5 separate regions of the Mus musculus genome follow, and all the other regions are linked to region 2. A link is a loop called in an ENCODE intact Hi-C map of the cell type or tissue named here. Cell type or tissue: heart. All regions are shown on one strand.

The links. A loop is a pair of places that touch in the nucleus more often than their neighbours do. Peaks named below come from ENCODE experiments on the same cell type or tissue, not always from the same donor. Only the 100,000 strongest peaks of a DNase experiment are listed, where the experiment ranks them.
Region 1: a loop joins it to region 2, with 3 times the contacts of the local background. A loop is called at or near these places in 12 of 42 quality-filtered maps.
Region 3: a loop joins it to region 2, with 9 times the contacts of the local background. A loop is called at or near these places in 36 of 42 quality-filtered maps.
Region 4: a loop joins it to region 2, with 3 times the contacts of the local background. A loop is called at or near these places in 2 of 42 quality-filtered maps.
Region 5: a loop joins it to region 2, with 2.8 times the contacts of the local background. A loop is called at or near these places in 20 of 42 quality-filtered maps.

What each region holds. Positions count from the first base shown.
Region 1 is chr5:120,143,896-120,148,895 of GRCm38, reverse strand. It overlaps Rbm19 (RNA binding motif protein 19), which reads right to left. Exons shown (of 24, transcript NM_028762.1): 21 at 4,783-4,899. Among named protein-coding and RNA genes, the nearest start is that of Gm10390, 7.1 kb to the right of the region's middle. In heart, CTCF peaks have their summits at 2,715 (motif pointing left), 4,022 (motif pointing left) and 4,739 (motif pointing right); no DNase peak of the experiment used is centred here; H3K27ac peaks cover 646 bases.
Region 2 is chr5:120,603,590-120,608,589 of GRCm38, reverse strand. It overlaps Iqcd (IQ motif containing D), which reads right to left. Exons shown (of 5, transcript NM_029408.2): 4 at 3,390-3,461; 5 at 1,477-1,955. The coding sequence ends at 1,605. Among named protein-coding and RNA genes, the nearest start is that of Rita1, 6.5 kb to the left of the region's middle. In heart, CTCF peaks have their summits at 2,676 (motif pointing right) and 3,542 (motif pointing right); DNase peaks (open chromatin) are centred at 1,799, 2,689, 3,158 and 3,549; H3K4me3 peaks cover 886 bases; H3K27ac peaks cover 627 bases.
Region 3 is chr5:120,503,555-120,508,554 of GRCm38, reverse strand. It overlaps Plbd2 (phospholipase B domain containing 2), which reads left to right and starts at 4,932. Exons shown (of 12, transcript NM_023625.4): 1 at 4,932-5,000. The coding sequence starts at 4,964. In heart, a CTCF peak has its summit at 3,106 (motif pointing left); DNase peaks (open chromatin) are centred at 1,044, 2,574 and 3,014; H3K4me3 peaks cover 428 bases; H3K27ac peaks cover 442 bases.
Region 4 is chr5:120,249,844-120,254,843 of GRCm38, reverse strand. No RefSeq gene overlaps it. Among named protein-coding and RNA genes, the nearest start is that of Gm31836, 17 kb to the right of the region's middle. In heart, a CTCF peak has its summit at 2,068 (motif pointing left); no DNase peak of the experiment used is centred here; H3K4me3 peaks cover 791 bases; H3K27me3 peaks cover 4,697 bases.
Region 5 is chr5:120,526,184-120,531,183 of GRCm38, reverse strand. It overlaps Slc8b1 (solute carrier family 8 (sodium/lithium/calcium exchanger), member B1), which reads right to left. Exons shown (of 16, transcript NM_133221.2): 12 at 3,322-3,443; 13 at 1,521-1,674; 14 at 788-868; 15 at 36-103. Among named protein-coding and RNA genes, the nearest start is that of Slc8b1, 17 kb to the right of the region's middle. In heart, a CTCF peak has its summit at 2,867 (motif pointing left); DNase peaks (open chromatin) are centred at 2,688 and 3,410; H3K27ac peaks cover 251 bases.

The sequences.
Region 1 (5,000 bases), 460 kb after region 2:
TAACTACAGCACCACAGAGCTGTGTGACCCTAGGCAAACTGCTTACCCTCTCTGTGCCTCCCAACTTGGACTTCATCAGCATTTTAGGGTAAGGCTCTGCCCAGTAGGGCTGCATATGTGGGTCGCATACTCTGTGAGCATCTTCTGCGTATCCACTGGGCACCAGGCTCCCGTGCACACTGTATGACTCTGGTGATATTGGACCTTACAGTCCAGAGTGGGGTTTTGTTCAGTAAGTAGATAATCACGTGGGCACATGCGTATCTCCACTTGGGGAGCTCGCAGGGAGAATGGGAAGGAGGGAGAGGAAGCTGGAGGGGCTACAGAGTCTCAAATCCAGGAGAAGCTCAACCTCTCCTGCCTGTGGGTGGGGTGGGGTGCGAGCAAGCGGCCAGCCGCGCAGGGAGCTTCTCTGGTGAGTACTACATAACCAGTGGCAGCTGGCAGAGCTGTGTGGGACTCAGGCTGATGAGTTTTCCTATCTTCAGATCCAAGGCTGTAGGCAGCTCACTTCAGGAGCTAGCTCACCACTGCCTGCCAGCCCATATGAACCATATCTGGGCCACGCATGGCCTAGAGTTTGTCAATGGTACCGCAGGCTGTGGTGAGCCAGGCGACAATGACAATCTGCAACAGCCAGTCTTAGGAGGGACCACAGGGCCTCTGGAGCTCCAGGGACACAGGCCCTGCCTCTGTGGGGCAATTTTCACATCCCAAGGGCTCTGCATTCTGGGAAGGTGGGCAACAGTAGGGAATACTTTACAGAGGAGACTGAGGCAGAGGGATGGTCTGGGACAGACAAGGAGCCAACAGTAAGGGCCTTCCCTTTTTTCCTTCCTTCCTTCCTTCCTTCCTTCCTTTCCTTCCTTCCTTTCTTAAAGGCATGTGCCACCACTGTCCAGCAGGCCTTCCCACAGAACAGCCATGCACCTAGACTCCCCGGTCACTGGCTGGGGACCAGGGAAAACACTCAGGCCACCTAGGAATAGGCTGTTTCTATTATATGTACTGTTAGCTATCCTCTGTAGCATCAGTGTGGTGTCTTTTGAGGAAGGAGGCACATAGCTTGTAGGCCTGGGACAGCTCAGGCGTGTTCCTCATCCTCTCAGGTACAGGCAAGGAAGAAGCTAATCTGCCCTCACACAGATGGCCTGCACCCCATGGCGAGGAAGGCAAAGTAAAGGACCTGTAGGTGAGGGGCAGAGATGGGGAGCGGAACAAGAGCACCCTAACCAGACAGCGAAGGGACAGTGCTTTTTCTATACCTCGAGAATGAAAACGTGTGAGCAGAAACTGCCCAGGGGATCTGCGGAGGGCTGTAAGAGGCCGTGGCTGTGCATCCTCCCTGCCTGCCACTCAGGCCTTCTCTTTCCCACCTTGGACTCCTGACACTAGGCTTCCAAAATTCCAAGCTGAGTCCACAGGGACCAAAGGGGAGCCTATGGCTTGGCAAGCTCCCTGTCTCCACCCCAAAGTGAGGAAGGAGAGGCCCCAAAGATGCTACAGTCACTTGGGGGGAAAGAAACCACTGGACGGCACAGCCTAAACTGTGCCCGCCAGACTGAGAATGATGCTAGTGACCCTCCCTCCCTCCTGTCTGTCTGTCCATTCCTCCCCCAGGCAGGAACAGGGAGGTAGCAGGAGTCAAGTTACAGTTCCACACCAACAGAGGAGAAAACTGAGCAAGGCTGGGTGGGCTGGCTTCCAAACATCCTAACCTTCCTCCCTGCCCCCTGTGAAAACCAAGCATCAGCTTTCAGAATGGACACTGCCTTTCCTGAAATTAGAGACTCTGGGTAAGGCCGTCCCAAGGAAGGCAATGGGGGGGGGGCCCTTGGGGCTTGTGCCCATGGCTGCAGCTACACAGCCTGAGCTGCAGTGTGTACACACACACGGTGCACAGACACTCTGAGCAGCCCTGCTGGTCCTTCCACAGGGTAGAGGGGCCTGGGCAGGCGGGTCCTCCAAGCATCCTTGGGGCTGATGGGAGATGATGAGAGAAGCCACTAAGAACCTCTGGGATTCTGCACTGTGGGTAAAGACACAGGTAGTGCTCCTACAGTTTGGGTGATGCTGAACCACAGTCACCAGCCACTGCGACTGCCCCCTCACAGAGCCTCACAGCCTCTCTCTTCCCTGGCCCTCTACAGACAGCGGCAGAAGAGAGGATACTCCGGACACAGGTGCCTTCCCTGGGGTCCTAGCACAGTGCTTCATACAAACACACATTCACCGATGTCCTCACCAAGACAACCTGGGGATGACAAGTCCTTTTATAAACATGGGAGGAAAACAGATATACAAGACCAAGCTCTGGTCAGAGCCCTGAAAGCCACATGGCCAGCTTAGATGTGCAGTCTTGAGCAGGCTGTGCCTCGAGTTCACTTTGGCCAGCTTCAAGTTCACTTTGGCCACAGCAGAAGCCCTCCCATGCCCAGGGCTGCGAGTTCCAAGCCAGCCAGCATGGCAGGCACCAGGCACAGAGCCCAGCACACAGGCACATACCAGGAACGTGGGTTGTGACTCCGGGTGTATCTACCATGAGAAGCGCCCCCAATCCTGCCTGACACAGTAGGTCAACCAGTTCTCCCAAACCCTGAAGCCTTCCTTCCCCTCAGTCAGTGACCTTCCGCTGGCCGGTGGGTGGCTTTGTGTAGAATCAGAGCTGAGGCACGGGCCTCGCATCCCTGGGAAAGTCTCACAGTGACCCCTGCTGTCCACCACTGCAATCGGCCCCAGCTCTCTATCTATCCACTGGGAAGCTAACAAAAGCGAGGCAGTGCCTGTCCAGGACAGTTCCAGCTTCAGGGGTTTAGGACCGCTCAGTCAGAACAATGGCGGAGGGGAAGAGACGCCGAGTGTAAGTACATTCCGCAGACACTAATTCCCTGTCTGCTAAAGAGGAAGTATAATACACAGATCAAACAAAGCACCTTCCCCTGCCTTGCAGTCTATTGTTTCCCTGGATAAATGTCATCCCTGATACACCGTGGATCCGGGCGACACTGTCATCTTGGAGGGATGTGGTTCCTGATCAACACGCACGGTTCTTAGCAACTCCTTTTGAAGCGGCAGCTGTGAGATTGGGACTCTTTAAAAAAAAAAAAAAAAAAAAAAAAAAAGAGGCAGAGGCACCACAGGCGAGCCGGGAGCTAACACTCTCCCTCTCTTTTTGACTGTTGTGCCGGATGCTGGTATGTGGGGAAAAAAGAAAAGAAAAAGAAAAAAGCGCCCCTTGTCCCAGACTGTGACCCGTATCACTAGGCACCGGAGCTCAGACATCAGAGGGGACAGCATGCAGCACTGATTGAGCTGACTGCAGCGGTGAACACCCCCACCCCAGGGGATGGGGAAGAACAGGGAGAAAAGGGATGGGTTTTGAAGCCGATTCCCCAAGCAGCATCCCATCTCTTAACCTCCCAGCAAGAGGAGAGACGCAAGCCTCACAAAGATAATTCCCTCTCTAACTTAGCACTTGTCATGTAGCCTTGCAAGACGCAGACAGGTCATTCTACCAGAGACATCACCCGAGACAGTGACAAGCAGAGGCTGAGCGCTCCTGACATGGCTCCTCCCCAGGCAGAGCCTCAGCAGGCCACGGTGGGGGGGGGGGGCGGGGTGGAGGGGCACTCAAGGCCCCTGTGTTCTCCAAAATCCCAGCTGAACCTCGGCGAATGGCACAGAAAGGTTAAACGCCCCACCTCATGCTCTGAGAACGCGTGCCTTGGGGTGCCTCATGATCCAGTGCCCCCTCATGGGATCACAGAAATGTCTCCTTTAACTTGAGACTCAATACAGGGCCACCCAAGTGAAAATGCTCTTCTATGCACATATGGGGTGGTCAGCCTGAGGCCTGTGTGGATCAGACTGTAAGAGTTCACATACAGAGGGAGGAGACATGGCTGCCTCAGTGGTTAAAAGCACTGGGTGCTCTTCCAGGGGACCCGGGTTCATTCCCAGCACCCAAATGGCAGCTCAGTGGTCACTCCAGTTGCAGGTGATCTCATGCCCTCCTCTGGCCTCTGGAGGCACTGCATGCACACAGTTCGTGAGTGGAAGTTACATGCTCATACATAAAACAAAAAGGTTGGGGAAAAAAGAATTTAAACTGATGGACCACCTTTCAAACCACGAGCAGAATGAGCCTGACGAAACCCAGGCTCCTGCATCAGGCTCCTGTGTGCCGTCACGGCCAGGGAAGGAGAGCCCTGAAGTTAAAGACAACCTACCCCTGTCCCAGCCAGGCTGTCTTTGACTCTCGTCACTTGCCTGGGCCCTAAGCCGAGACTGCATCCTGTACTAACAGACCATGGCCTGTGTTCTGTATGTCACATTCACTGTCCTCCCAAAATGGCTTTTTCCAGAGAGCAACTGAGGCCAGTATCTTAATCCCATGAGGACAACAGGGTCCTCTGGGGACCTGAGGTGAAGGTCCCAGTGTCTGGGACCCACCTTGAAGGAAATGACTCTCCAGGAGCAAAGCCTGCATGGAGGGATATCGGTAAATCCCACAGGGGAACCACAGGCTGCAGCCACCAGAACTGCTATCTCTCCTGATATCTGGGGACAGTGCTAAAGTACAGGCACACACCCAGACATCCTCCTGCCTCTGAGAAGGGAGGTCAGGGCACTCTTGTACCATAATCTCTGAGATTACGGAAGCCAGACCAAAGGCAAAGTTTAGAAAGCCCCATTGTGGGCTTAAAGCACTATCAGTCAGGACCTGGGAAGCCTCGCAGCCTCCAGGGGGCGCTGTGCACACAGCCCAGTGTGGGGACCTACCTGAAAAGCTCCCGGATCTCCCTCTGGTTGGCCTGGAAGGGGATATTCCGCACCAGGATCTTGGAGGTCGTCTGCTTCTTGGGGACCTGCTTCTTCCGAGTTGATGTCAAGGCAGGCCTGGAATGGGGTGGGGGAAAACACCAGGTCATCTGGGCTGCCAACTGCTTGTACCTAGACCAATCCTGTCACCTGCCCACAGAAAACACCTCCTGGTCATT
Region 2 (5,000 bases):
CCTTGAGCCTCTCCTTGCCCCCTCCCTCCCTGAACATTCCAGAGAGCCCAGTGGGTATCTCACCCCTGTCTAGGGGTAGCCAGGCCCAGGGACATATATAATGACCTGCAGAGGTGCCCCAGCCATGCCTGGACACAGACATGCTTTGTGCTTTAGCCATGTAGGGTATTGAAGCTTCTAGAACTTTCATGAAGAATTGGTTGGTTTCCCTCCTGTTTGTCTGTCCCATCCTTCCATGTTGAGAAGACACAGGCTAGAAACATTCTTCCGTCTACACTGAAGGAGAGCTGAAGCTCAGGGTGAGGCCACCAGCTTAGCTGACACCAGGCCTGGAGTCTGGCTGTGGACAGGAACCACAAAAAGTGGAGGGAGGAAGGGGGGAGACTGGAGAGAGGACCAGCAGCTCAGAGTGCTTACAGCTCTTCCAGAAGACCTGGGTTTGGTTCCCAGCACCCACGTCAGAAGGCCTGTAACTCCAATTCCAGGGGAGCCAACACCGTCTGACTTCTGCAGGCACCAGGCACACATGATACATGATTTTATATATATATATATATGGGCATACATGGGTATGTGCACACATACACACATTTTAAGATTAAAACAAAGTAGGAATGGAAGGGATGGCTCGTGGGTTACTGCTCTGTCAGAGGGCCTGAGTTCAGATCTCGGCGCCCTCTTTAAGTGGTTCACAAGGCTTTTAGCTCCAGCTCCAGTGAACTACACACCCAGCTGTGGCCTCTGTAGGCACATCCACATAAATAAACCTTTTTCCTGTTTTTTGTTTTTGTTTTTTTTTTTTTTTTGCAAGACAGGGTTTGCCCCCATGTAACTCTGGCCGTCCTAGAACTAGCTTGGTAGACCAGGCTAGCCTTAAACTCATAGAAATCTGCCTGCCTCTGCCTGACTGAAGGGATTAAAGCCATGGCTGGGCCACTAGGGTCCCCCTCCCTTGCCCCCTCCCACATACTTTGTTTTTCAGAGTGGAAAGGAGTCAGCTAGTTAAAGCTGCGCGTGCTTGTGATTTCAGCATTTAGGAATCAGAAGCAGGAGGATCACCTTAAGTTCAAGGCCACTCTGGGCTACATGGAAATAAAGCTGGCAGAGTGGTTGCTGCTGCATGGAGAGACACAGGGCCCAACTACTGGGATGTCAGGGGTGTTGACATCCTTGCAGAAAGGGCTGTTAAGTTTCTATGGGAGAATTTTCAATTCGTGAAATTCTAGCAACTGGTACTTTTTAAAACTCATGGAACAGTCTGAGCACACAACCCCTCCCCCACCCCCCACCCCCCTGCTGCCCTCCTGACAGTTCAGCTAAGACTAGGGCCTCATTTTTCAATGAAGGTGTGGTAGGATGGGGATCCGAAGTTTGCGCCCTCCTCAGGATGTTGCGCCCACGGCCTCAGCCTCAGCCTGGGACAGACAGGTCTGTTGAAGGGTGAGCCACTGAGTGTGGTTTGAAACGGGTTTTGTTGTTTGTCTTTTTTAATTTAGCCATCATTAAAGCCAGGGATGGAAGGGCTGGGACAGAACAGGGGCTTGGTTGGGACCCGGTAGGGCGTGGTGGAAGCTGAACAGGGGCGGGGCCAGACCAGGATGTGGTCACTTCTTCTTGCCTTTGCCCTTGGCCTTGGGTTTCTTCTCCTTGGCCTTTTCTTCCTTGGGCTTCTCCTTGCCCTTCCCCTTGTCTTTGCCCTTCCCCTTGCCCCGCTTCTTCTTCTTGGACCTGAGTATGGAGCGCACCAGGTAGCCCTTCCACACCGCCTGGATGAGCGTGGCGGCTCTCACCATGCGCACCATCTCGCGCTCTGCCTCCACCCGCTTCTTGGAATTGATCTCGCTCTCGGCCCGGATCTGAGAGAACTCCTCCACCAGCACCGCGTGCCTTTCCCTCAGCTCCTCCAGCTGCAGCTTCTCCTCCTTGTGGATGCTCTCCAGGTCCTCGTATTCGTCCTATGCGAGGGGCATGGCTGGAGGTGCGCAGCACCCGGCATGGCCTCCCCGTTCCCCATGCCCGGCTTCCAGCCCAGCCAGGTAGGATACAGAGCCTGTCTGTATATTTATACCTGGGTTCGCTCCAGGAAAGACCCGGCTGAGCAGATCTCAGAAAGGAGGGAGGACCAAGGGTGGTGAGTTGTGCAAACCTATGTGCTTTTGTTCTTGTGTAAATGCACATGTGAATAAATGCAGTGTGTGTGTGTGTGTGTGTGTGTGTGTGTGTGTGTGTGTGTGTGTGTGTGACTATAGGTGGAGGCTGGTGGTCAAGGTCACGTGTCCTCCTCGGGCTCTCCACCCTACTTCCTGAGGCCAGGCTCTCTCACTGAACCTGGAGCTTGCTGATGTGACTGAGCTAGCTGGACAGCAAACTCCCAGGATCAGCCTGCCTGTGCCCTCCCCAGCACTGTGACCACAGGTGCACATTGCCGCCTTCACTTCTCACATGGGATGCAGGGGATGCGAACTTGGGTCCTCAGGTTTGCATGGCAAGCATCCTACTGAGCTAGCATCCCATCTGTTAGCTTCTCTCCACCTTTAGGAGAGCTCTGGTTTTCCTCACTTGAAACACTGGGACAATTCCAAATACCAGGGCCAGTTTCTGGGATCAAGAGACCTTCGGGTTTCAGTATGAACTGGTCCTTCACAGACACTTGGTTTGGAGACCTGGTACCCACTAGGTGGCGCTGTTGAGTAGTGACTGAATCGGGAAAGCTCCAAGCTCATCTCTGGGTTACCCAGTGGATGCATTGATCGCTAAACAGACAGGAGGAGAGCCCTTCCGGGAGGAAGTAGTTCGTGGAAGGGTAGTGGGGTGGGCCCTTAAAAAATATCTTCTTCTTGGTCCGAGTCGTCTTCTTCCTCCTCCTCCTCCTCCTCCTCCTCCTTCTCCTCCTCCTCCTCTCCCCCCCTCCCCCCCCCCGCTCTCTCCCTCTCCCTCTCCCTTTCCTCTTATTCCCAGCTACTCTGTGCCCTCCTTCCTCCTCCTCTCTATCCCTCCCTCCCACCAGCATCTACAGATCTATCAGGGGGCACAGCTCATGAGCGATGCCAGTTTGAAACCTTCAGACGACAGTGAGAACCGTCTCGATTCCCTGCTTTATTCGGGAGCCTGGCACCTGGACCTTTTGGGTGCAGAGTGATGTGGGGGTGGGGGAGGAGGGCTCGCCTGTGAACCGGGAGCAGGCAGGAGCTGAGCCGGGCTGTGAGAGGACCATGGGAGGTGGCTATTAGGTGGAGCCACGTGCTTCAGGATGAATCTGGATTTCAGCAGTTTCAGCTTCTCTCTTTCAAAGGGTCTCCAGGGGAGGAGTCTCATACCTAGGCCACCTTGAGCAGCTCCTACCCGACCCTCCCTCCCCCAATCCCTCAGGAGGAACCCCCGGCACGTACCTGCTTCTCGCCCATCTCCATGTCATATTTCTGGATCCAGTTCTCGATTTCTGTCTCCACTTTGTATTTTTTCTTAAAACAAAAACGTCCAGGCAGGGCCCTTTAAGTTGGCTCAGTAGGTGGTAGAGGCACTTAGGACTTAAACTAATTCTCTGGCGCCACAAGGGGGCAGCAGGGAGCTGATAGCAGGGTTCTCCCAATCTCCATACAGGCATTGTGGTACCTGTATGTCCATAGGTACATACACACACACACACACACACACACACACACACACACACAAACACAACATGCACACACACACAATAATAATCTTTTTTAAAGGGTGAGCTCCCAGCTGGAGGTGAGGCTCAAAACCTTTGCCTAGCACGATCCCCAGTACTTACAAATTAATTCAAAAAACATTTGGGGCTGGAGAGAGGGCTCAGCAGTTAAGAGCTCGAGTTTCTCTTCCAGAGGACCCAGGTTCAAGTCCTAGCTCACGAACCTCGGTAACTCCAGTTCCAGAGGATCCAGCATCTTCTTCTGGGCCTCTGACGACACTGCACACATGCAGTGCACAGACATACATGTAGGCAATACAACCGTGTACATAAAATCAGAATTGAGGATGCTGGTGAGATGGCTCAGCAGTTAAGAGCACTGACTGCTCTTCTGGAGGTCCTGAGTTCAAATCCCAGAAACCATATGGTGGCTCACAACCATCCGTAATGAGATCTGATGCCCTCTTCTGGGGTGTCTGAAGACAGCTACAGTGTACTTACATATAATAATAAATAAATCTTTGGGCCAGAGGGAGCGGGGCCTGGAGCAGGAGCAAGTGGGGCTGGAGAAAGCAGAGATCCTGAGTTCAATTCCCAGCAACCACATGAAGGCTCACAACCATCTGTACACCTACAGTGTACTCATATACATAAAATAAATAAATAAATAAAATTTTTTTTTTTTTTTAGAAAGAATCGAAATTGAAAGAAGAAAACACATGGACCAGGTACAGTGCTTTGATCCCAGAACCCAGAGGCAGGTGGATCTCCAAGTTCAAGGCCAGCCTGGTCTACATAGCAAGTTCCAGGACAGTCAGGGCTACACAGCGAGACCCTGTCTCAGTAAATAAACCCCCCCCATACATAAAATGGGATGTGATGGGACCACAGAAATGAATGGAGCAAAGGCATGGCCTTCACCAGGGGTGGACTTGGGGATGGTGGCGAGGGAGAAGCCAGAGCAAAAAAGCAGACTCCGTTCACAGGACGTGCCATAATGGAGGATGAGCAGCTGCCAGAGCTGGGATGAGGGGGAGCGTCCTGCCTACGGGCAGTGAGAGTTTTAATTTTTTTTAAATTTTAAACTAAAAAATGTAATTCCATTTATTTATTTTGTGTGTGGGAGGTAAGTGGGCACTGTGTCACCAGGCATATATGGAGGTCAGAAGACAGCTGGCGGGAGTTGGGTCTCTCCTGCCACCACAGGGGTCCCAGGGATCAGAGTCAGTTTGTCCGGCTTGGCAGCAGTCTCCGTTAAAGACTGAGCCGTCTTGCTGTGCTCCCCCCTCCCCCCCACCTCCTTTCCCCCTCTAGACGCATTGCAGGAAACTGTCCACATGATACCAAG
Region 3 (5,000 bases), 100 kb after region 2:
TAGTCAGGGTTCTCTAGCGTCACAGAACATATGGAATGTCTCTCTATATTAGGGAAATTTGTTGTGATGATGTATGGTCTGTAGTCTAACTACCCCCAACAATGGGCAGCTGTGAATGGGAAGTCCAAGGATCTAGCAGTTGCTCAGTCCCACAAGGCTGGGTGTTTCAGCTGGTCTTCTGTAGAAGTAGGTTCCAACAGATGTGCTGGCAAGTAAGTGCAAGCAGGCAAGGAAGAGCAGATCTTCCTTCTTCCAATGTCCTTATATAGGTCTCCAGCAGAAGAGGTGGCCCAGATTAAAGGTGTGTACCACCATGCCTAAATCTGATATTTATTTTGTCCCAGGCTGCCCTTGAACTCGGAGGTCTCCTTGCCTTCCTCTCCTGGGATTAAAGGTGTATACTATCCTGCCCTGGCCTAAGCTTTTCATAGCCACTATGCCTCACCATCTCCATGCCAAGATCCAGGTCAGAAACCTGCGTCTTCCAGCCTCAAGACCTGGATCACAGGTGTGCCCTCCAGTACTAGATTGTAGTTCATTCCAGATATAGTCACGTTGACAACCAGGAATAGCCATTACAGGAGGTCTAGGTCAACCTTGGCTACTGAGTAAATTCAAGGGCAGCCTGGGCTTACAAAGGATTCCATCTTAAAAACAAAAAAACAAAAAAAAAATCAAAACAAAACTGGGTAGTAGTGGTGGTGGGCAGCAGCAAGAGCGCTTGCATGCTTTGGGTGCAAAAGGCAGGTGGATATCTGAGTTCAAGGCCAGCCTGGTCTACAGAGGGACTTCCAGGACAGCCAGGGTTACACAATAACCCTGTTTGTTTCAAACAACAATAACAGCAACAACAGCAGTAACAACAACAACCAAACGAAGCAACCAAAGCAAACTGCAGCTACTGACTGGGGACCCACAATACTTGTGTGTATGTGCCCTGCAGGAGGGGAGCTGTAATCTCCATTTCACTAATGGGAGAAGCAGCTGTTGGCGGGGTGGAGATGAAGTGTTTGTCCCCAGGGCTTGCAATGGGAAGAGGAAAAGTCTGGATGGCAGCCATGTCTTCCCCTCCAGGTTTGATCTCCTGGTTCACACACAGGTTAAGGCCAAATCTGCCCCCATACTTATTCAGCATGCCCACGGGTTTCGAAGATCAGGTTGTGGGTGGCAGCTGGGACATAGTAAAAGAACCTGGGGACAATTCTTGCAGAAGTGGTCAGGGGTAGCCAAAGTGGAAAGAGAAATGGAACTTTCTATTTCAATCTAAGAGGCCTTGAGACCAAGAGGTTCCTTAAAGATTCATGAACCTCACCTTAACTAGTTCTCTTCTCAGTGATGCCCTCACCTTAACTAGTCCCCTTCTCAGTGATGTCCCCACCTTAACTAGTCCCCCTCTCAGTGATGCCCTCACCTTAACTAGTCCCCTTCTCAATGATGCCATCTTAACTAGGACCTTTCCCAGTGATGCCCTCACCTTAACTAGTACTCTTCTCAGTGATGCCCTCACCTTAACTAGTACCCTTCTCAGTGATGTCCCCACCTTAACTAGTCCCCCTCTCAGTGATGCCCTCACCTTAACTAGTCCCCTCCTCAATGATGCCATCTTAACTAGGACCTTTCCCAGTGATGCCCTCACCTTAACTAGTACCCTTCTCGGTGATGTCCTTACCTTAACTAGTCCCCTTCTCAATGATGGGCAGAGAGTCACAGGAGCTCCTTACTGTCTCGGGAGCTGGAGAAGTAGCAGATGGTGTTATGTGAGAGAAACTTCTCATGGGCCCTGCCTGGCTGCTGCGTGCTCCTCAGCTGGAATGTCCCTTCAGGAAACTGTTGAAAACGACCCTTGTGGATCACAAGCACTGGCTGCAACAGTCGGTACAGCACGCCTGTGCAATAACTGGAAGTAAGCCAAGTGCTCAGCACAGGGGATTGGATGGGAATACTGCTGCTCGCTGATGGGAATACTGCTGCTCCCCTATGGACTCCGCTACGGTGATGTTAAAGTATAGAACAGCCAGGCATGGCGGCACACACCTCTCCTTCCAGAGCTTGGGAGGTAGAGGCAGGAATATCTCCGTGAGCTCTAGGCCAGGCAGGTGTACAAAGTAAGTTCCAGGCTAAGAATTATATTATATTAACATACTATATTATATAGTTTATATAAAATATTCATATATTATAAATATATTATAAATTACATTATAAAATATATTGTCTATATATTATGTAAATAGTTATTACTACTACTACTACTATTTTGAGTCAGGGTCTTTCTATGTAGCCCTGGCTGGCCTGGAACTCACAGAGAGCCAGCATACCTGGCTCCATCTTATTTTTTGAGAGAGTATCTTACTGAGCATGGGGGACAGTCATTCAGCAAGGCTGGCTGGCTGGTGAACTTCAGCGAGCCTCCTGTCTCTGCCTTCTTCTGCGTTGGGATTATAGTGTATGGAAGACTGTGCCTGGCTTGTTACATGGGTGCTGGGGGCTTAACTCAGGTTCTTCTGTTTGCATTCCCGTGTGTAGGCGCTTTAGAGCAGTGGTCTCACCCCGTGGGTCACGCCCCCTTGGTGGAGGCTGAATGACCGTTTCACAGGGGTCATGTCATGTACCATATCTGATATTTGCATTACATTACGAGTCATAACAGTAGTGAAATTACAATTAAGAAACAGCAAGGAAATGATTTTATGGTTGGGGGGAGGAGTCACCACAACATGAGGAAATGTATTAAAGGCTTGAGAGTCACCGATTTGGACCACTACAACATGCTTAGAAGGCACCCAGGCTGGGGAATAACATGGACCTGCGTCAGCGAGTGTGTGCCTTTGTGCATCTGTGCGCGTGCTCTGTGTATATTAGTCCCCAGCGATCACACACTCCTGTTGTGCCTCTCTCGTGTGCCTAGCATCTGGTAGCTTTCCTGTGGGTCAGGCTGTGTTCACTGAGTCCGCGAGGCTTGGAATCGTGACCTCACCTATGGCAGGGAGGAAGGATTGGAACCCAAAGCAGACTCCTCCCCCTCCAGCCAGGGCCTGGCCTTCCCTAGGGAGGCAGGAAAGTCGAGCGTGGCTGTGGTTGTGTCTGCCCCCTGGTGGCTGGGAAGGGCAGCGTCCACGGTGCTTTCGAACTGTTCGACTCCCGGTGCTGAAGGTTCTAGTTTTGTGACTAGAAGTCATTTTATCTGCTTGGGTCTCAGTTTCCCCAGCCTGTTAGGGACTTGGCGACAGAAAGTGTTTGCAGTAAGGGATTAACAGATGACAGAAGAGACTCGGATTTATGCCAGGGAATGGCAGGGGAGTGCCTCTAGGGTAAGCAGGCAGTTGTGAGGTTTTAGGTAGTATCTTGTTTATGTTTTTTAGGTAGGATCTAATGTCCCCTAACAATGTTCTTTAACTTTAGTGTGTATCTGAGGCTAACTTTGGACTCTTGATCCTTCTGCCCCTGCCTATAGAGTGCTGGGTTTACAAGCATGCATTAAAAAAAAAAAGTTTAAGGGACCTTAAACTTTTCTCTTCTTTAAAGACAGGACTGGGCTGGAGAGATGGCTCAGCAGTTAAGAGCAATGGCTGCTCTTTCAGTGGACCTGGGATCGATTCCCGGCAACTAACAGTGGCTCACAACCATCTGTAACTCCAGTTCCAAGAGAACAAGACCTGGTGCCCAGACGTGCATGCAGGCAAACCACTCATTCACTTATTCATATCCTTTTTTTTTTTTTTAATGATGAGAACTTATTTAGTCTATGTAAGTCTCAAGATGGTGACCCTCCAGCCTCAGTCCAGTAACTGCCGGGCTTACCGGTGTGTCTTTAAATATGTCCCTCAGGAAACACCTTTCCTGCTCTGTGAAACATTCTAGAAAGGTTATGCATCAGGGTAGGGGAAGAGGGACAGAATGAGTTCTTTTTTGGTATGGGATCAGGTCTCACTCACACTGTACTCCAGGCTTGTCTGGACATCTTGCAATCCTCCTGCCTCAGTCCTTCTCAGTGCTAGAATCGTAGGTGTGAGTCACTTTGTATGTGTGAACCCGTGGCATTTGTCACTGGTTGACCAGAGGCAAAGTTGGCCAGCAACTTGACCAAAGATGTTGATCTGCGTTGAGGACAGCTTGTATGTTCACACCCTTGGCTTCTGGGGCCTGGGGCTGCTGGTTGAAGGTCTGACACCTGCATTGGTTGAAGTGCCAATCACTGCCTCTCTTTGTGTACATTTTGAGACAGATTCTCACTCTTTATTCCAGACTATTTTGCAGACCTCAAAAGCACAGGTACAGGTCCTCCAACATCCAGCTTTTTAAATAAAAATTACTTTGAGACGGGATCTCATACTGTGTACTAGGCTAGCCTGGAATTAACTCTGTAGCTCGGGCTAACCTGATTAACATATTGGGACTACTTCATTCATGGACAAATAGGAAAAAGAAGTTGCGGGGCTGGGAGATGGCTCAGCAGTAAAGGGGGCTCGATGATCTTGCAGAGGACTTGAGTTCGAATTCCAGCACCCACATTTAGACAGTTCACAACAGAGCCTCAGGGAATGTAACACTCTTTTCTGGCCTCCACCTGCATCCACATTCCCAAAAACACACACACACACACACACACACACACACACACACACACAAACACACCATGCAGATCATACACATAAAAGAAATCTAAAAATATTAAAAATTAAAAGAAGGTGAGGAAGAGGAAGAATAAGTAAAAAAGGTGAGGAAGAGGAAGGATAATTTAAAAACAAAGCAAAAGCAAACAAACAAAAACCAGAAAGAAATTCCTTGGGAGGGAAGGATGCTGAGCGGTTTTTTTTTTTTTTTCCACAGAGAGCGCGAGTCCTTTAAGGCAGGCCCCGCCTCTCCAGGAACACAGACCACGCCCATCCCGGAAGCCCAAGCACAAGCCCCGCCCCCACCCCGCCCCTCGGGACGCAGTCACGTGGCCCGGCTGCGGCTCGCGATGGCGGCCCCCGTGGATGGGAGCTCCGGCGGCTGGG
Region 4 (5,000 bases), 350 kb after region 2:
AACGAAGAGCTCAAGGCTTGTTTCCTGCTTGCTCTGGAACCCTGGGAGAGAGACAAGATGGAGTGTCCAGGAGAGAGCCGCAGCCGGGTTTTTCAGCTGACAGCCCCTAGGAAGCTCTGAGCAGAGAGCCAAGGCTGGGGACCAGGGCAGGAAGGGTGTCAGGAGACCCTAAGAGACAAGGCCTCAAAAGAAGAGGTAAGCGGGTACCAACTGGAGCAGAGGGGACAGCACATGAGCCAGGCATGGTGTGCCATGCATTCAATTCCAGCATTTGAGAGGCAGAGGCAGGTGGATCTCTGTGTTTGAGGCCAGCCTGGTCTACACAGTGAGACCTTGTTTCATAGCGGGGGTGGTGGACGGGGGACGGGGGTGGAGTAACACTGTGAGGGACCAGAGGTCAGCATATACAAAGCCATGGAAATTTCTAGAAAGAGTTTGAGCACACAGGACCTACTAAGTGCTTCAACTGATTTTAACCGACTCTGCTGGATGAGAAAGGTCCTATTGATGCCTGCGAAGGGTCAGCCTGCTGCTGAGGCAGAAATGAGGCATCAGAAAAGAGGGTGAGCAGATGAAGGAAGTAAGATAAGCATTGGAAGGAAGCCGGATGAGCCTATAGGAAGGGAGGAGGATGAGCCTATAGGAAGGGAGGAGGGTGAGCCTTGGGAGGGAGGAGGGTGAGCCTTGGAAGAGAGGAGGGTCAACATTGGAAGGGAGGATAAGACAAGGAGGATGAGACAAGTGAAAGAGGTATTTGGGGAAGATGAAGAGACCCTGCTGCCAGGTAGCGCCTGGCCCCCAGAGCTTACCTGTTTCTGACTAGAATGGCCAACATACAGAGTGTATTCATCCTTGCTCAGAAAATCCCCTTAGCCACTAGCACTGTGCCCCCGGGGGAGCCCTGGGCTATCATGTGGACCAGAAGAAGTGGGCCCTGTGGTCATTAGACCACACTGATTCCAGCTATTGTAATTGGGTACTTACTGTGAGTCCAGTTTGGAGCTCAATGCTTTACTTCTTTACTGCTTGCCTGCTGTTTACTTAGATGTGGCCCCCTCTGCTTGCTTATTGATATGCCTGAAGCTCAGGGATCAAGTGAGTGATGGAACCCAGTTACATGTCCAATTCCAGCCCTCTTAGAAAGACCTCAAACTTGGGATGCCATGTGCTTCAGAGTCCAGGTGTGTGAAGGCCATTCCACAGGCTCTCTCCCCACCCCCCACCCCCGCCCCCTGAGAATGAGATTGAGCTGAGACTGCAGTTTGTGGAGTTTAAGTTAGCTCTAAGACAGACTTCCTGACAGTCTCACAGACCCTGAGGAGAGCTTTGGAGGCATTCCTGCAAAAACCATCTAGTCATTCTTTAAGGCGAAATAGTGGCCCAACTGCCTGGTGAATTTGCCCTGAGGTCTGCCAAGGTCCTGTGCAGTCTGGCCTTTCCCCACTGCAAAGGCCCACTGTGAAAGGCTGGTGCTTGTTTGCCTGAGAGAGTGAGTTCCAGGCCAACCTGAGCATGTTAGTGAGGCCTGAAATGTAGGAGGCCCTGGGCCCCATTCCCAGCATAACTAATTAGTTAATTAAACTTTCAACATATGAAGACACCAGTTTTGGAAAGCCCCTTAGTCACTCATTCACCGTGCATTACCCACAGTGTCTACTGCATGCTGCACAGTGTTCTGGGAATGGGGTGGGGTTGGGGTGTCTGCCATGGATACCCCAAAATCTCCACTCCTCTGGATCCCACAGGAGGAAAATTTGCTGCCTGTTAGGGTGGGGGGATGCTGGGGGTAAGCAAGAAGGGGGATGGGGAGAAGGAGTGGACAGCTGGGTTTCAAACAGAGGGCCATGTAGCTGAGCAGGGTTTAGGGGAAGTTTGGAATGGGGCTGAAGTACGTTTGAAGAAGGAGACAGGCAGTGCAAAGGCCCTGGGGTGCAATCCAGGAGCGGCAGGAAGAGCAGTGGGTGAAGGGTTGGGCAGCAGAGGGGACAGATTCTTTGTGAGACACAGGAGAGACCAAGAGGGACATGGCCTGATTTATTAGTTTAGCCAGAGCCCTCTAGCGGTTATGGGGAAATGACCTGTATGCAGCCTCGGCGGCCTTAAGTCTCCTGCGGGTGTGCCCAAGCAATGGTTGCTGGTGGCTTCAGCCAAGGTGGTGACGGAGGGGTGAAAAAAAGTAAGCAGGATTGGATTTTTTTTCCCCTCATCGGTTCATTCATTCCCTTGTTTATTTAATCAGTTGATCGTTACTGAGAGATAGGAAAACCAAAACTTAATTGAATAATAAACTAGATTGCTCAGGCCCGTGGGCAAGCGTGGTGGCAAGACCGCTAAAAACTCAGTAAGCCTGTCCTTACATGCGCCAAACACAGGGCAAGGGTCAGAGATTCTGAGGGGACCGTCCGGGCCTTCATCAGACATGTGGAGAAACTGAGGCACTACAGAAGACACTCAGCTGATTCACAGCGCATCCCCCGCAGAGCGACGGAAAGAACTCAGGGAGCGTCTCCTCTCTGCAGGCTTTCCCTAGCTTCCCTCCACCGCTGCCATAGTTTATGAGCCCCGAAGCCCCTAGGAGCACCTAGTCCTGTGGCCCTGGGCCCCCGGAGCCAGGCTCCTCCCAGTCGAGCCTGCAGCAGCCGATCGATCGCGTGTGCTGCCCCGATATTCCATCTCATTAGGCCTTCGTTTTCATCTCCCGGCTCCCTGGCAGCCTTCAAATTATCCCATAAAATTTATTTACTATTTCATGAATACATAAGCAGCAGGCAGGCACAAGCTTTTTATATATTTACACTGTATATATTTCACGGGAGACTTATAGCTGTCTCTGAGGCAGAGAGGGGGAGAGGAGAGGAGCGAGCAGACGGAGCCGGCAGCTGGCGGCAGAGGGAGGGAGGAAGGAAGGAAGCATAGGGTACAGTGTTGGAGCTCAGTGGTGCCCAAGGCCACACCCAGCCCAAGCAGGGGCCCTGAGGCTACAGGGCAAGGAAGGGGAAGTAGAGGCTGGACAGAGGATCTGGTCCTGGGGGGAGGCAACGTCAGTGCTCAGCACACAGGTTCTGCTGTGTAAGCCTCCAACAAGCAGGCTGATAAGTGGCTAGTGGTGTAACCCTCATCCTGGCTCCAGTGCAAGCTCTGGCTCTTGTTGGAACCTGAACGCTGACGCTGGTTATAGATTCAACCTGGAACCCTTGTTATAGCCTGATCCCTGATCCTGGATCAGCTCAAGCCCCAAGCCTTATTACAGTCTGAGAGAGCCCTACTCCCACTCACAATCCAAGCTGTCGTTTTATCCCTTTCTGTGGTATGTGTTCGTATGTGTATGCATGTTTGAATGTATGTGGGTGTGCGTGTGTGCAGGAGCCTCTGTATGTGTGTGTATGTGTGTCTGTGTGCGTGTGCAGGTGTACATGTGTGTGGATACCTGGGATACTTCAAGTATCTTCCTCAACTGAGGCAGGGTCTCTCACTGAATCTGGAGTGCTTCATTTCAGTCAACTAGGCTAGGCAGCCTGCTCTGGGACTTCCCTGACAGTGTCGCCCATTGCTGGGGTTACAGGCAGGCTGCCATATCTACTTGTCTTTATGTGGCTTTGATACAGGAGCTAGGGATCAAACTCTGATCCTCATATTTATGCTGCAAGCATTTCACCCACTGAGACAAGCCCCCAGATCCCCAACTCCAGCACTGCCCCTCTTTTTGCCAAACTTATGAGTTATGGAGGCTTACCCCCCCAGAACCCAACATATTACATACTGAGCTTGGGGCACAGCCACAGATTGAATCACAACGTGAGTCTTGATCCCAGTTATAGACTGAACTCTGATACCAGTTACATACTGAGCCCTGATCCCAGTTACATACTGAGCCCTGATCCCAGTTATAGACTGAACTCTGATCCCAGTTACATACTGAACCCTGATCCCAGTTACATACTGAGCCCTGATCCCAGTTACATACTGAGCCCTGATCCCAGTTACATACTGAGCCCTGATCCCAGTTACATACTGAGCCCTGATCCCAGTTACATACTGAGCCCTGATCCCAGTTACATACTGAGCCCTGATCCCAGTTACATACTGAACCCTCTCCCTCCCCTTCTCCACTTCAGGGACTCAGATCTCAAAAACAAACCTCAAAGAACTACAGTTCATTCTGGGTCAAGGGTGCCCCCTGGAAAGACTTTGAGAACTGAGTTCAGAGGTTGGAGGATCGGCCTGTCTAAGAGAGTCTATCCCAGACTCTGCAGATCACCTTCCAGCAGGGTTCAGGTCCTGTCCTCCATCCTGGGCATATGGTCTCTTGTCACCAAGAACTTAGTCCTGTTTGAGTCTCACTGATGGTCAGCTAGGAGCCTGTCTTAGCCCAAGCTGTGATCATTGAGAGATCTGAGATAACAAGCTTTGATTTTCCATCTCTCAGACAACACCTCAGATTCCCCAACCTCATGAAGGGGAGTGCCGTGTGTGCATGGAGCAGCCAGAAGTGGCTGTCACCCGGCTTCCTCAATTCCTCTTCACCTTGGTTTTTTGAGACAATGAGCCGGAAGCTCACCAATTCACCAGGGCTGGCTGCCCAGTGAGCCCCAGGTATTCTCCTGTCTCTGCTTCTTCAGTGCTAGAGTTACACATGCCACTTTCACCAGGGTTACACATGCCACTTTAGCCAGGGTTACACATGCCACTTTCACCAGGGTTACACATGCACTGTAACCAGGGTGCCGGAGCCTGAACTCAGGTCCTCACATTTCTAGAGTAAACTTTTTCCCAACTTCACTACCTCCCCAGCCCAGCTCTCTACAGTTCTCACAGTGCGTGCCCACCTTCTGAAGTACTTCTCAGGGTATGGAGGACTCCTGGAGCACGGAAGCCCTCCCAAGTTTTCCCCCGAAGAAGATGGTGTTTCTTCACTCTCCCTCTTTAGGAGGCAGAGTCTGAAGTGCCAGCCTGAGACATCAGCAAAGGAGTTGAGGCCAGCTCTCCAGAGTCCCTCATCT
Region 5 (5,000 bases), 77 kb after region 2:
GTATTCCCAAGAGTTTCTGCAACCTCACTACTGACCTTCACCTCCACAACGTGGTTCCTGATGATCTGCAGCAAGCAGCCCAGCCCCACACCAACCAGGATGTCTGCCATAGGTTCAGGAAGCTTTGCTGGAGCCCACGCCCACCCTAGCAGCCCTACCTCACTCGGCGGCTCAACCCTGGCCCTGGGCTCAGAGACCCCACAGCATGTGTGGGCTTTTTTATTGTCCCTGGGCCCCAGGGTTAATGCCTCTAATACACTGGGTGTCAAGAGCCCAGTTTAAGCCGGACAGTGGTGGCGCACACCTTTAATCCCAGCACTTGGGAGGCAGAGGCAGGCAGATTTCTGAGTTCGAGACCAGCCTGGTCTAAAGAGTGAGTTCTTGGACAGCCAGGGCTATACAGAAAAACCGTGTCTCGAAAAACCATAACAAAACAAAACAACAACAAAAAAAGAACCCAGTTTGCCCTTGGCCTATGGGAGTCAAATGGAGTGTCAGATATGCCTGATACCTGTGAACACCCAGCAGTTGGGGGAAACTGAGGCCAAGGGACCTGTGCCTTGCATTTGCCCACCCCTATGACTCATTCCAGATTGCTTCCTTTGTACCAACCTGAGGTTGTCACATGAGTCCCACAAGATTGGAATCTCAATTCCCCATCTACAAATGCCAAAGTGAGGCCCCAGGTCCCCAGCCAGAACCAAGGGTGGGGTGCTCAGAGTCCACCATGACTCTCAGAGCCAAGACGCCACCACACAGAGGCTCGGAGAAGCCGTGCAAAGGATACTGAAGATGATGCCCCCGAAACAGGCGGAGAAGGCCATCCGAGGGTATCCTTGGCGGGCCAGCGTGAAATCTGAGAAGGCATCTGCATAGAGAGAATATGGTGTGTGTGTGTGTGTGTGTGTGTGTATGTGTGTTGGGGGCGGACTCCTGTTTACACAGCTAGTCAGTCAACAAACATGGATAAGGGCCTGCCCCCTTGAGGGTGCACTGCTATACCCCACAAGCTCTCAGGGCACCTCTGTGTGCTTTGGGTAAGATGCTCAAAGAGCTGAACTGAGAACAGCTAGATTCTGGACTCCCAGATCCATGCTTGAATGGTCCTGTTTGGTGTGTAGCCTGGACAACCATAACTGGCTGCTGTGGCTAAACAGGTCTGTATGTGTGACAGCCTGTATATCACCCTCCCCAACATATAAACACACACACACACACACACATACACACACACACACACACACACACACACTCGCGCATTAAACATGGTTGGCTGTAATGGGTTTCACATCCTGCCTGAACTCTGGGGATCTGCGGAGTGTTTCAAGCATCCAACAAGTTAAGCCCCTATGGGATGTTTCAGTCCAGTGGTGGTTTAGTGACACGCTCCCCAGATTCCTAGTGTCACTCAAAAGCGACAGCGGGCACCCCGTCAGTGCAGAGGAAGCACACACTGGATGTCCTCTCCAGCTCTGAGTATGGCTAGGGAAGAGAAGAGTCAACCCAGAGCTCCAAGTTACCTCCAATGCTGTTTCCCCAGGCCAGGAGGGTCAGCCCTAGGACGGTGTTGCTCAGGCGGAAGATCACACCCAGGGACCGTAATATGTTCACCACCTCTGTGGCGGCTGCATTGATCCACAGGGCACTGGTCAGGAAACCCAGGAAAGCAAAGAGCTGTGGAGGGAATGGGGATCCTGATGGGACCCCGGCCGGTCCCCAGCAGAACATGTCCTATCTGTAAACTGGGTAGCAGGTACCCACAACCCAGGCCAGGCTGTGGTGTGACACAGTGGCAGAGTAGCAGTGGCGGTGGGACCCAGACAGAGGAAAGGGGATGCTCTCTGGCAGGCCTGAGGCCCTAGGTGCCACCCTAGCACAGCCTTCTTCAGAAAAGGAAGGAGCTACACGTGAGATCAGGGATCGCCCTTAAAGACACAACTGCCATCAAAAGAGAGCAGGCATGAAAGACACAGTCTACTATGATACCCTTGATGTCCGGAACACAGCTGGGGTGTGATGGGCTCTGCAGAGGGGCCCAGATGGGAGCATTTCAAGTTCAAGTCCAGGTTGCTTAGCAAGATCCCCAAAGCGGGCTGAGGATATGGCTCAGTGGTAAATGCTTATCTAGTACCACAGAGAAGGAAGAGAGTGAGGGAAGGACGGACAGACAGATGGATGGATGGACGGAGGGAGGGAGGGAGGGAGGGAGGGAGAAGGGGCAAAGGAACTTGCTCTCAAGTCTGATAACCGGCATTCAATCTTCCAAATCCACAAGGTAGAAGGAGAAAACCAACTTCTATAGGTTGTCTCTGACTTCCACAAACACACACACACACACACACACACACACACACACACACACGTGCAAAAATGTAGTAAAAAGAAATATTTCTTTTTGTAAAGAAAAGAAGCAGGGGAAGAAAGATCCAGAGAGAGAGAGAGAAAGTTGTAGGGGCTGGTGAGGCCGAGGCTACCAGTCAACCAGTCACATGGTTCTGAGGAGGTGAGATGGCCTGAAACTGCTCACACTGCTCTGAAGGAGACAAACCCATTGGTGCTGGGGCATAGCTTGGCAGGGCACTGGCCTAGCCTCAGCATCCTGAAACACAGTCACACCTGATCCCAGCACTGGAAGTCGGAGGCAGGAGGAATCATGAGTTCGAGGTCATTCGGGGCTACACAAGGCTCTGTGCCAACAAAGCAGGAAGTCAGGGCTGGAAGGGTTGGCTCTGCAGCTAAGAGCATTTTCTGCTCCTGCAGAGTGGGTCGGTTCCTGGTGCCCACATTGGGTGGCCCATAACCTCAGGTTACTCCTGTTGCACGGGATCCAGCACCCTCTTCTGGCCTCTTAGGGTACCAGGCGTGCACATGGTGCACAGACACATGTGCAAGCCAGTCATACACATAAAAATAAATAAATCTGAAAAAAACAGAAAATAAGGGAGCAAACAAAAATAAAAACAAAACATAAAGACTGAAAAGTATGTGAGTAATAGCTCAATAAAAATAAATCCAATTCACTTCAAAGTAAAAAGAAGCCCGAATAGGCAAATGGCTTGGGGTTCGGCTCATCTGCAGGGTAGACTTTGCCATTCACCATACCACACCAGAAACATACCCAGGCCACCCTTCAGAGGCTTCCAATTCTTTTTTTTTTTTTTGGTTTTTTGAGACAGGGTTTCTCTGTGTAGCCCTGGCTGTCCTGGAATTCACTTTGTAGACCAGGCTGTCCTCGAACTCAGAAATCCGCCTGCCTCTGCCTCCTGAGTGCTGGGACTAAAGGTGTGCGCCACCACACCCGGAGAGGCTACCAATTCTTACCCAGTGCAGTCTAGGGGGTTCTCTGTTAGACGTGGCAAAGAAGGTCACTGAAGCCAGCGCTGTGCCCACGATCACCACCACAGCCCAGACAGGAAGGAGACCGCCGATCTCATAGATGCCATCTGTGGGGCAAGAAGGGGAACTGGGATCCCCCAGGCTTGGCTCCCCACTTCCTCCCGCTAGCCCCCACAGTGACGCAGGGCGGGGGGGGGGGGGCGGGGGGGGGGGACAGGACTGGATGGACGGACTGGACGCCGACTCTGACTAGGTTCAGAAGTTCAAGACCTGTCTCAGCTAAGTAGAGAGTTGAAGGCTGTCACAATACAAATGAAACACTGTCTCAAAACTGCCAGCAAGGGGGTGGGGCAGCGTGCCTTGGAAGCAGCTGGCTGGGTAGACAGTGCGCCTAGCATGCATGAAGTCCAGGATCATATAAACCAGACAGGGTGGTACACGCCTGTAATCTTAGCTCTCGGGAGACAGAAAGATCAGGAGTTTATGGTCATCCTCTGCTGTGTAGTGAGTTCAAGGATAGTCTGGGGTACCTACTGAGACTATCTAAAATTAAAAAAATAATGCCGGACAGTGGTGGTGCATGCCTTTAACCCCAGCACTTGAGAGGCAGAGGCAGGCGGATTTCTGAGTTCCAGGACAGCCTAGTCTACAAAGTGAGCTCCAGGACAGCCAGGGCTACACAGAAAAACCCTGCCTCGAAAAACAAAACAAGCAAACAATAACAACAAAAATAAGTGAGGGGCTGGAGAGATGGCTCAGTGGTTAAGAGCACTGGCTGCTCTTCCAGAGGACCCAGGTTCAATTCCCACCACCCAATTGACAGCTCACAACTGTCTGTAACCCCAATTCTGGGATATCTGACACCCTCACACAGGCACACATGTAGGCAAAACACCAATGCACATTTAGAAAAATAAAATAAAATAAAAAGTGAGAGCTGGGGTCAAAGCCCAGGCTTGTTCACATTCAGCCGTGTGAGGCCCTGGGTTACATCCTAGAGAAAGCCCCAGTCAGCCGCTGTAAAGTAGGCTCCAGACTTCCCCTGGTGCGAGGCAGGGCCATAACTCTCCCAGAGACAGAGGCGGCAGGGTACTAGGCTCCCAGGTACCCCCATCTGCCTTCCTCCTCCCCCTCCATAAACTGGGCACACATCACACAAATGTGGTTCTGGGTTCACCCTGGCATGAAAGTCGCGCCATGCTCACCCATGCCTTTGGCCGCAGGCTCCCACCCCACCAACCTAGGGTGGAGGGGAGGTGCCAGAAGAGAGAGAAATGAGGTGTGTGTTACCTCAGAGCTTAAGAAAAGACATGGGCGAAACCAGAAAGTGCCCGGTGAGTCTGTGTGCTCTTCAGTCAAAACAAGGCAGAAATGAAACTGCCACTCCGGGACCAATGGGGAAAGCCAGCGTGGCGGGGTCATTCTCAGGGCAACGGAGGGCTCTGGGGTCAGACAAGCTGCCTACACACATTCACGAGTCACCTCGGACTGAACTCTGCCAGGTTTTCCTTCAGGACTCAAGTCCAGATCTCAAGATGACAACGCTGGGAGATTTAGTGTGAAATCTTCCATTCTGTAATTTTCTTTTTTTTAAAAAAAGACAGGGTCTCACTGTACATAGTTCTGGCTATCCTGGAACTTACAGTGTAGTCCAGGTGGGCCCC